Linked DNA regions of Homo sapiens: regions 1, 2 and 4 are each linked to region 3. Evidence: chromatin loops called from intact Hi-C (ENCODE). Cell type or tissue: mammary epithelial cell. All regions are shown on one strand. Region 1 overlaps ZSCAN5A (zinc finger and SCAN domain containing 5A). Region 2 has its middle 3.1 kb from the start of C19orf85. Region 3 has its middle 8.0 kb from the start of ZNF784. Region 4 overlaps ZSCAN5A (zinc finger and SCAN domain containing 5A).

Evidence for each region. Hi-C counts contacts between places; a loop is a spot of excess contacts. Peaks named below come from ENCODE experiments on the same cell type or tissue, not always from the same donor. Only the 100,000 strongest peaks of a DNase experiment are listed, where the experiment ranks them.
Region 1: a loop joins it to region 3, with 9 times the contacts of the local background. A loop is called at or near these places in 2 of 110 quality-filtered maps.
Region 2: it touches region 3 in a loop (12-fold over the local background); 30 of 110 quality-filtered maps call a loop at or near these places.
Region 4: a loop joins it to region 3, with 4 times the contacts of the local background. A loop is called at or near these places in 2 of 110 quality-filtered maps.

The regions. Positions count from the first base shown.
Region 1 is chr19:56,251,940-56,254,439 of GRCh38, forward strand. All of the region lies in intron 2 of ZSCAN5A (zinc finger and SCAN domain containing 5A), which reads right to left. Among named protein-coding and RNA genes, the nearest start is that of EDDM13, 20 kb to the right of the region's middle. In mammary epithelial cell, CTCF peaks have their summits at 1,068 (motif pointing left) and 2,008 (motif pointing right); a DNase peak (open chromatin) is centred at 1,042.
Region 2 is chr19:55,466,647-55,469,146 of GRCh38, forward strand. No RefSeq gene overlaps it. Among named protein-coding and RNA genes, the nearest start is that of C19orf85, 3.1 kb to the left of the region's middle. RefSeq lists silencers at 1,207-1,436, 1,447-1,576. In mammary epithelial cell, a CTCF peak has its summit at 1,321 (motif pointing right); no DNase peak of the experiment used is centred here.
Region 3 is chr19:55,631,334-55,633,833 of GRCh38, forward strand. No RefSeq gene overlaps it. Among named protein-coding and RNA genes, the nearest start is that of ZNF784, 8.0 kb to the left of the region's middle. In mammary epithelial cell, CTCF peaks have their summits at 506 and 1,225 (motif pointing right); DNase peaks (open chromatin) are centred at 488 and 1,228.
Region 4 is chr19:56,308,269-56,310,768 of GRCh38, forward strand. The region is part of intron 2 of ZSCAN5A (zinc finger and SCAN domain containing 5A); the gene reads right to left. EDDM13 (epididymal protein 13) reads left to right here. Exons shown (of 15, transcript NM_001354658.2): 15 at 1,856-2,186. The coding sequence ends at 1,880. LOC124900420 reads left to right here. Exons shown (of 5, transcript XM_047439799.1): 5 at 1-2,186. Among named protein-coding and RNA genes, the nearest start is that of ZSCAN5A-AS1, 5.2 kb to the right of the region's middle. In mammary epithelial cell, a CTCF peak has its summit at 1,504 (motif pointing left); a DNase peak (open chromatin) is centred at 1,483.

The DNA of each region.
Region 1 (2,500 bases), 620 kb after region 3:
CTGCAAAACCTAAAATATATATTCTCTGCTCCTTTGTGGAAAAAAGCTTTCTGACCTCCAAAATAAAGATTTATTGACCACAACATGGGCCTAACTATAAAGAAAAAAGAATTCTGAAGGATACCTAGGGAGGAAGGTTTCTCAGAGGAATGGGAATCCATTGACAAATTTTAAAGAATGGAGCAGCACAATTGGGTTTACCTAATTTAAAGCTCAACATGCCTGTCAAGTGATAATGGATTGGAGGGTGCTGGGTAAGAGAGGATATGGGAGCAATCAAGATTCTCTTATGGTTTTCTGGGAGAGAAAAAGGAGAACTGATGGATTCAGGTGCACCTACCCAAACCTGGCTTGAGCAGGTGAGAGGCTGTAACAACGCAAAGGTTGGGGCCGCCCAGGAGAAAAAGGATTACACCACCCAAAATTGAGTTTGAATGTTAAGACTGAGGACACACACATACCCACACTCCAAGAGGGTATGAAGCTTATTACATAACAGGATTTCTGAAGAGAGCAGAGTGGGCTTTCCCAAGCTGGTCTGAATGTGGCTTGAGAGGGCAGAGAAAGGAGGCTGGTTTGGGGTTGGGGTTTTATGGTGCTTAGGGGATGGGCCACAGCCAGGGGTACTGCACAGGGTTTGAACTCCCCACTGGCACTAGAAGAGGGAGTACCCAGGTTTTCTAATCAGCTTGTCCAGCTGTGGGGTGATAAGAAACAAACATCAAACATGGTCAAACTTTTAATAATCCCAAGGAAAGAGCAAGTCAAAAGTGGAGGTATGAACCTCAACGTCTGGGTGAGGCCTCTGGTTGGGCAAGGGTGGGACCATGGTCACCAGGGGAAATAGGAGGCAGCCTTCTGGGGTCCAGGGGCCAAGGCTGGTGGCTGGAGTATGGAGAGGCCTGTGGTAAGGCAGCCACAGGCAGGAGCTGGGGTCGTGAACACGCCAGGGGGCCCCATTCACGTGGGGCTGACAAGGCCATAACAGGAGCAAGAAGAAAGACAAGATGGCGGCGCAGTGGCGCCTCTTCCTCCTGGGATATCCCTCCCACCCCCTCTAGTGGCAGAGCCTAGCACTGCGCTCCCTGCAAAGTTGCCAGGACAGCTCCGTGATTGCAGGGCCGGCACTGAACCTGTGGACTTAGAAGCTGGGAGGCAATTGACTGGTAACTGACACAGAAGCCCTGTTCCTTTCCCTTGCAGAGGTGTGAGCCTATAGGTTCAGTTACTCTGGAGGCTGAGGTGGGAGGATCACCTGAGCCTGGGAATTTTGAGCTGTGATTGTGCCACTGCACTCCAGCTTGGGTGACAGAGCAAGAGGCTGTCTCAAAAAAAAAAAAAAAAAAAGTCCTCTGGATGGTCAGAAGAGCAACAGAAGGTGGGCAGGGAGGAGGGGTGGAGGGGGAGAGAAAAAAAGATGGAGAGAGAAATTTGTGGACCCCAAGAATATAGCTCACCTAGAAAGGTTGGAACACCTGAAATGGAAGTAGTGGCTTGTCCGCAGGATCATAGAACTTGTAAAAGAATCCCGTGCACCAAATAAAGCACGCAAATAACAGGAAAATGCCAGAAAGCTGAACACCTGGGTGGCAGTCTGTGCACCCCAGTGAAGGGACGTGAACAAGTGGCTCCCATCGGTGTGCTGGCAAGACACACACTGGCTGGAGGTGAGGGTTGTGATATTAAGGACTGAGGTGAACAGTTTTGAACGTTGGGATGTCAACAGAATGAGGACGCGTGGGGAGACGTTATCCGGTGTTACAGACACTAAATACATTTTTTTTTCTTACAATAAGAAGTTGAAGATCTGAGTGGATGAGAACTGGAGAAAGTAGGGATGCAGTGTCTCTTCGTCAATTCAGGTTTTGCACGGGGTAAGGTGGCTGTGTCTAAGCCGGTGCCACTAGCATCATACGCACCCAGCTTATGTTAAAAATTTAAAGTTAGAATGATTTTATAGCTAATTTGTATAGTTATGACAGATGTCCAGCAGATGGCAGAAAAGATCTTGTTCTAACAGATAACAGCTAGATGGTTCTGCTTCTGTTTGACATTAAACATAACCAAAGCGTCAAACAACAGAAAAGGTTATCTAACTGATATACCAGTGAATGAGCATCTTTTTTTTTTTTTTTAAATAAGTCTTCCTCTTCTGTTAGTGTGAGGCTAAATTTGGTGGTTCATATGATGGTTCACTCGATCTGACATTTTTTTCTTGTACTCTACTAGAATGTATATTTAAATTTTATAATGAAATATTTTATTATTATACAAATCATTGTTGTTGGTCCCAAAGTATTACATAAACTTTGGTTGCTATATATAATTACATTCTAATTAGTGTATAGACTATTTTATTTATTATACAATTTCAGGAGGAGACCAATGTTTTCATCATCTTACCTATTAGTTGTAACAAATTCTAGGATAAACTGCTAACATTATTATATTATTTTTTCTGGTGTCAAATGAGGTCTTTGTAGCATGTGTCACAATGTCC
Region 2 (2,500 bases), 160 kb before region 3:
TTTCTGTCTCTCTGTCTTCCCCAGGGCATGGTGTGTGTGTGTGTGTGTGTGTGTGTTTGTGCACGTGTGTGATTGTTACTGGATGGTACTGTGCAGTTCCAGTCTCCTGGTGTCCAAAACAAAGAATTGGATGAGACGCGCACAGACAGCAAAGGAAAGGAGCAAACGTTTATGAAGCACAGTATTCCACTCTCAGAGGGGAGAGCGGACTGAGCTCTCCGAGATGAGATCAGCCCCAGTTTGTTACATTTCATGGCCTTTTTTTTTTAAAGGACTCTTTTTAAATTTTTTTTTTATTTTTTATTTTTGAGATGGAGTCTTGCTCTGTCGCCCAGGCTGGAGTGCAGTGGTGCGATCTCAGCTCACTGCAACCTCCGCCTCCCGGGTTCAAGTGATTCTCCTGCTTCTACCTCTAGAGTAGCTGGGATCACAGGCGTGTACCACCATGCCCGGCGAACTTTTGTGTGTTTTTAGTAGAGGTGGGGTTTCACCATGTTGGCCAGGCTGGTCTCGAACTCCTGACCTCAAATGATCCGCCCGCCTCGGCCTCCCAAAGTGCCGGGATTACAGGCGTGAGCCACCGCGCCCGGCCGTACATTTCATGGCCTTTTATATGTTTTTCATCACTTCCTTAACCTCACTTTATCTCTTGTAAGTTAGTTGCTCATCCTTGCCTAATCTTTCTTTATCTCTTTTGACCAAATTGCTCATCTTTAGCTTTATTTTTCGTGGCCAAACTGCTACTGCAAGTCCTTCTGGCTTATTTTCCTTATCCTGCATGTTCCAACTCACTGCTTCCTCCCTTATTTCGCATGTCCTGCTTCTGCCATTTGACACGTTTTGCTTCTGCTTAAGCTAACCTATGTCCAACGGTCCCCTTCGCCCCCCGAATTTCTCTGCTATTCTCCTGCCTCAAGATGTCCGTGAGTCTGGTTCACGCCTGTGGTATTGGGGGTGGCCTGAAGGTGAAGGTTTCCTGTCCTGTTCTGCTCCAGGTCTCAGGTACAGAGGGAAGGGTCCAGGGTCCCTTGGCAAGAGGCCGAAGGGAGAAGACCCCTGGGTCTCTGGAGGATGGGAAGGGAAGGATTGGCTCTGAGGGCCGGGAAGGGGCCCGCCGCCACGTGGCTGGGGTATGACCTTTGCTACCTTGATACACACTTTATCGTGTGTATTCACATCTGGTAGCTCTTATTTCAAAATTTGCATTCCACAGTCCAGGGGCCAAGAGCAACATCCGCCGGCCAGCTCTGTCCCACTCAGGCCGGCCAGCAATGCACAGGGCGGCCGCCTGCAGGCTGCGGCCTCGGGACTGTCCACCAGGGGGCGCCCACCCGGCCGGTGCTGGGCGGCCCGGCTCAAGGGGTGCGGCCCGAGAACTTGGGGCCCTCTCCTGTCTCCTGTCATTGAGAACAATCAACCACAGCAGGGAGCTGGCTTCATGGGGTCTTTGTTGAGGACCTGCACTTCCAGGTGCTGGAAGGTCTTCCCCAGCCTCCTCTCCCCTATCCCAGCCCTTGAAATTCTGTGTGTGTTGGGGGTGGATTTAGTCATTCAACAAACATTTATTGAGCACCTTGCTTTACTGAGCAGTGGAGGAGGTGAAGTCAGAGAAGCCGAGGGGGCGCGGGGAGCAGACCTGCCGGGCTTTGTGAGCCAGGCAAGGGTTGGGCTATGAGGGTAAGCATGATGGAGAACCATAGAGGGTTTGGGGCAGGGTCTAACCCAACCTTCTTTGCAGGCCTTGCTACAGCTGGAATGTGGAGACCCCACCCTCCAATCCCCCTACAATCTGGATGGGGGTGTCAGGGCCAGGCCAGGAAGCCAGGGACAACCCAGGGTGTGTCCTTCCCTGTCCCCACCTGCTCATCTGCTATCTGCTCCCTCTCATCCAGTCATTGTGGGACCTTGTTTCCCTTAATTTTTTTTTTTTTTTCTGAGATGGAGTCTCGCTCTGTCGCCCAGGCTGGAGTGCAGTGGCGCGATCTCGGCTCACTGCAAGCTCCGCCTCCCAGGTTCACGCCATTCTCCTGCCTCAGCCTCCCAAGTAGCTGGGACTACAGGTGCCCGCCACCACGCCCGGCTAATTTTTTGTATTTTTAGTAGAGATGGGGTTTCACCGTGTTAGCCAGGATGGTCTCAATCTCCTGACCTCTTGATCCACCCGCCTCGGCCTCTCAATGTGCTGGGATTACAGGTATGAGCCACTGCATGCCTAGTCTTTTTTTTTTTTTTTTTGAGACAGAATCTCTCTCTGTCACCCAGGCTGGAGTGCAGTGGTGCAATCCTGGCTCACTGCAACTTCTGCCTCCTGGGTTCAAGAGAGTCTCCTGCCTCAGCCTCCCAAGTAGCTGGAATTACGGGCGTGCACCACCACGCCCAGCTAACTTTTGAATTTTTAGTAGAGACAGGGTTTCACCATGTTGGCCAGGCTGGTCTCGAACTCCTGACCTCAGGTGATCCGCCTGCCTTGGCCTCCCAAAGTGCTGGGATTATAGGCGTG
Region 3 (2,500 bases):
TGGCGCGATCTTGGCTCACTGCAACCTCCACCTCCTGGGTTCAAGCAGTTCCCTGCCTCAGCCTCCCGAGTAGCTGGGATTACAGGCGTCTGCCACCACACCCAGCTAATTTTTGTATTTTTAGTAGAGACGGGGTTTCACCATCTTGGCCAGGCTGGGCTCAAACTCCTGACCTCCTGATCCACCCACCTCGGCCTCTCAATGTGCTGGGATTACAGGCGTGAGCCACCGCACCAGGCCTATCGCCATAATTTCATTCAACCTCTCTGGTCCTCAGTTTCCTTATCTGTGAAATGTTACTGCTGAATTTGAGAAACCAAAGGGCCTTCTTCCAAATTCTAGTCGTGAGTTACGTAAGGTTCCTTAGTGAGGCTGAACGAGTCTTTGAACTTGAGCTTCTGCAGGCTAGAGGAAACACAGTAGTCCCTACCTGCTTCTTCCAGGTTCTAAGGTGGGTGAGACATTTTGATATTTTGGTCTTTGTCGCCCCCACGAGGCCTAGGAGGGTTCCCTGTCGCAGCAGGTGTCCAATAAAGATCAATCCGCCAGGTGCGGTGGCTCAGGCCTGTAATCCCAGCACTATGGGAGGCCGAAGCGGGCGGATCACCTGAGGTCAGGAGTTCCAGACCAGCCTGATCAACATGGAGAAACCCCGTCTTTACTAAAAATACAAATTAGCCCGGAGTGGTGGCACATGCCTGTAATCCCAGCTACTCGGGAGGCTGAGGCAGGAGAATTGCTTGAGCGCGGGAGGCGGAGGTCGCGGTGAGCAGCGCTGAGATCTCGCCATTGCACTCCAGCCTGGGCAACGAGAACGAAACTCCTTCTCAAAAAAAAAAAAAAAAAAAAAAAAAAAAAGTGAGAAAGATTTACTTGCCACCTAGGGTAACTGCTGGTCTTCTTTCCCCCGTTAGTCTCGCTCAGGAGGCGGGTAATCTATTTTAACTCTGCACCTGCTGGACTTTGTGAATGGGCAGTTTACTCTCTGGTCTCAGCAGCCCCATCGATAAAATGGGAATAACTTGTCTCCTTGTCAACAGCCAGATGGTGGTGATTTGCCAAATCTAAGACATCTATTTTCTTGCCTTGTTCTTCTTTATTTTTTCCTCTCAGTTTTAAAACTGGATAGTCCCAGGACTTCTCCCAAACCAGGATGAGTTGCTCACCTATTTTGTCCTCACTTGTATCCTTAAGTCCAAACTGTCATTACCTTATTGACCACCAGGGGGTGCCCTACACACGTAGTACTGTGGTTTAAGAAGACAGCTCAGGAGGAGGCAAAGAAAGAGGGCCCAGTTCCCAGCCTTGCCCTGAGTTCCTACAAACCTTCACGAGCCTGCTCTACTTCACACAGCATCATGTCTCACACTCAGCATCCTCCTGGCCCTATGATATGAACATGTGTGTGGTCCAGTGGAAAGGTCTTTTAAGTACTCCAGCAGCCTCTGCCAACACTGGCTAACCAGCTGGGTGGACGGTCACTGCCTCTCTGCCCACTGTTCCCAACATTTCCAGGAGTTGGCCCAGCATATCCTGGCCGGCTGAGAAGGCTGAGGCCACCTACTTGATTTTATTTATTTATTTTTTGAGACAGGGTTTCACTCTTGTTGCCCAGGCTGGAGTGCAATGGTGCCATCTCGGCTTACTGCAACCTTCGCTTCTTGGGTTCAAGTACTTCTCCTGCCCCAGCCTCCTGAGTAGCTGGGATTACAGTCACACGCCACCACGCCCGGCTAATTGTGTATTTTTAGTAGAGACGGGGTTTCTCCATGTTGGTCAGGCTGGTCTCGAACTCCCGACCTCAGATGATCCTCCGCCTCAGCTTCCCAAAGTGCTGGGATTACAGGTGTGAGCCACCCCGTCCGGCCTCTTTAGGTTATCTTTAGAGCTGGATATCATTTCCCTCCATCACATAGCCTTGCAGAGGGAAGTGACATCATTGTTAACCAAAATAAGTTACTGAGGCAAGAGCCTCAATCACTCCAGAGCTTATATATCCAGAGCTTGAGGGCAGACCTGGGAAAGGCAAGAGTCACAGAAAACCTCTGTGGCTTATGGAAAGGTTTTCAGGAGGCTTAGTATTTATACATTTCCTTAAAGGAGGGAAGGCAGGTGGGAAGAGGGTGACAGATGGAAGAATGATTGAGCTCATCGTTTTTGTTCTGTACCTGGGAAGATAAGCATTATCAGTGGGAAACCTAACAGACTTTAGTTTTAGGAGCTAGACTTAGATTGCAAACCTAAAGTTACAAGGGACATGTTCTTCTTCTTATTATTATTTTTATTTGAGACAGAGTCACTCTGTCATCCACACTGGAATGCAGTGGCGCCATCTTGGCTCACTGGAACCTCCAGCTCCCAGGTTCAAGCGATTCTCCTGCCTGGGCCTCCCAAGTAGTTAGGATTACAGGTGTGCGCCACCACGCCTGACTAATTTTTTTTTTGTATTTTTTTTTTTAGTAGAGATGGGGTTTCACTATGTTGGCCAGGCTGGTCTTGA
Region 4 (2,500 bases), 680 kb after region 3:
TGATCCGCCCGCCTCGGCCTCCCAAAGTGCTGGGATTACAGGCGTGAGCGGTGGCTCCCAGTCTTTTTTTTTTGAGATGGAGGCTCACTCTGTCACCCAGGCTGGAGAACAGTGGCCCAATCTCAGCTCACTGCAACCTCTGCCTCCCAGGTTCAAACGATTCTCCTGCCTCAGACTCCCAAGTAGCTGGGATTACAGGCATGCACCACCACACCTGGCTAATTTTTGTATTTTTAGTAGAGATGAAGTTTCACCATGTTGTCCAGGCTGGTCTCGAACTCCTGACCTCAGGTGACCCACCCACCTCGGCCTCCCAAAGTGCTGGGATTACAGGCATGAGCCACCACGCCCCCCCATATTAAATCATTTCTGATTCCCCCCAAAACATCACATTTTTTTTCCCGCTCCATTATGCCATTGCACACATTGATTCCTTGATCTCTGTCTACCTAGAAAAGTCCTCCTCAGTCCTCAAGATTCACCTAAGCAATGCTTTGGTTCAGGAACCAACAGCAATCCTTCAGATTCCACTGGGGAGGATGCTGAAGGAAATGAATGGTGTTGAACGGTTTCTCAGGCTCTCTTCAACCATACATTAAAGCACCGGTCAAACCAGATAGTTATTTTCATATAAAGGTGTGCTTTCAACCCATTAGGCAAGAGGTTGGCAAACTTTCTCTGTGAAGGGCCAAATATTACGTGTTGGCTTTTCAGGTCATATGGTCTGTTGCAACTACTCTAGTCAAAGCAATCGTAGAGAATACACTGATGGCTGTGACTGTACCCAACAACTGATGAAAGGATAAACAAAACGTAGTGCATTCATACAATGGATTATTATTCAGCCCCCAAAAGAGGAATGGGGTCCTGGCACGTGCAACAACACGGCTGAACCTTGAAAACACTGTGCTGAGTGAAAGAAGCAGACACAAAAGATCACACAGTAGATGATGCCATGTATATGAAACAGACAGATCTGGCAAATTCAAAGAGACAGAAGGCCAATTACTAGTTGTCAGGGGCTGAGGGGAGGAAGGAACAAGGGGAGTGACTGCTTTTAATGGATTTCTTTTTTGGGTTGATGAAAATGTTCCACTCTTAGAAGTGACAATTGCACAACATGGCGAATGTAATGAAGGCCACTAAATTGTGCCCTTTCAAAATGGTTAAAATGGTGAATTTTATGTTATGCATTATGTTTGCATTTTACCTCAATTACAAAAAGAAACTTTATTAAAAGGGATGCAGGCTGCAGTTGGCCCTGCGGAACACAGTTTGAGGGCCCCTGCTCACATAGACTGTGAGCCCCTGTGGGAGCAGGAAGTACCCCTGATCCATCCCTGGAACTCCAGCACCCAGAAGCAAACCTTAAGGTTCTCTTCCTGCAACTCTGAGTGACTCCAGCACACCAGGCTAGGGGGTGCAGCCCAGCCAGGCCTGGGCAGTCCCTGCTCCTGCGGGGCGCGCCCTCTAGTGGGAGGTAGGGGTGCAACACAAGCTCAGGCCCGGCGCCGGGACAGTGAGGAACTGGAGGGGGCGCTGCTTCCCACTGGCTGGTTTCTAGAAGAGCCCTGCTCTGAGGAGGAGACACTTGCCCTGGTGATGGGGCAGAGCTAGGGTCCATAAGATCTGAGGGAAGCGTGTTCCAGCTGCTGGAACAGCCCGGTGGGAATAGGGACAAACTTGGTGGAACCTAGTGAGTGGGGAGAATGGGCTAAGCTGGAGGGAGGAGGTGGGCTTGAGGCAGGTCACAAAGAGCCCTGTAGAGGTGGATGGAGAGGGCACCAGGCAAGGAGTATGAGAATGCATGAAGACGAAAATCAATGCACAAATACATTTCTCTCTCCTTTCTTAGGGATGATCCCTGCTGTTCTTTCTAGTGAGCCTGCTCCATCTCAGCTTAGCCTTCACAAGGCCTCCATCTCCCAGGCATTCTAACCTCTGAAGAAAGCTCTCTGTCCCCTGGACTGCCTGTGTGGAGGGTAATGAACTGGGTCCTTTAAGGAATGGCACCTGGGTGCCCAGAGGCATGGCCAGAAGGTGTCTGTGGGGGCCATGCCTTAGGGGGATGCACCCAGGGCGGCTGAGAGAGCAACTGCAGGAGTTTCCCCTAAAATCTCTCCTCCAGATCGTTCTCGAACTTTCCCCACTACTTCCATAATAAAATGTATACTTGTTGAAATGGCTGAAAAGGCTGGGTTATTCCATTCGCCCAACACTGAAAACTAACAGGTATGCTGGTGGATTACCAAGAATCAAACGCTATCAGTTAACTGTGCACTTTACAGGTGAAGACACTACAGCTCAGAGAGACCGATGGCTCGTCCAACATCACACTAAGCTACACAGCTGAGATTTGACCCAGTTGGACTCATTCCAAAGTCCGTATTCTTTTGTGTAAAGATTTGGGGCTGCCCCCACCGTCCTGAGGAAATACAGTTGTGAGGATATGGCTGTTCCAGGAGGAAGCCGTATCCAGCTCTCCAGCCTGCATGTTTCT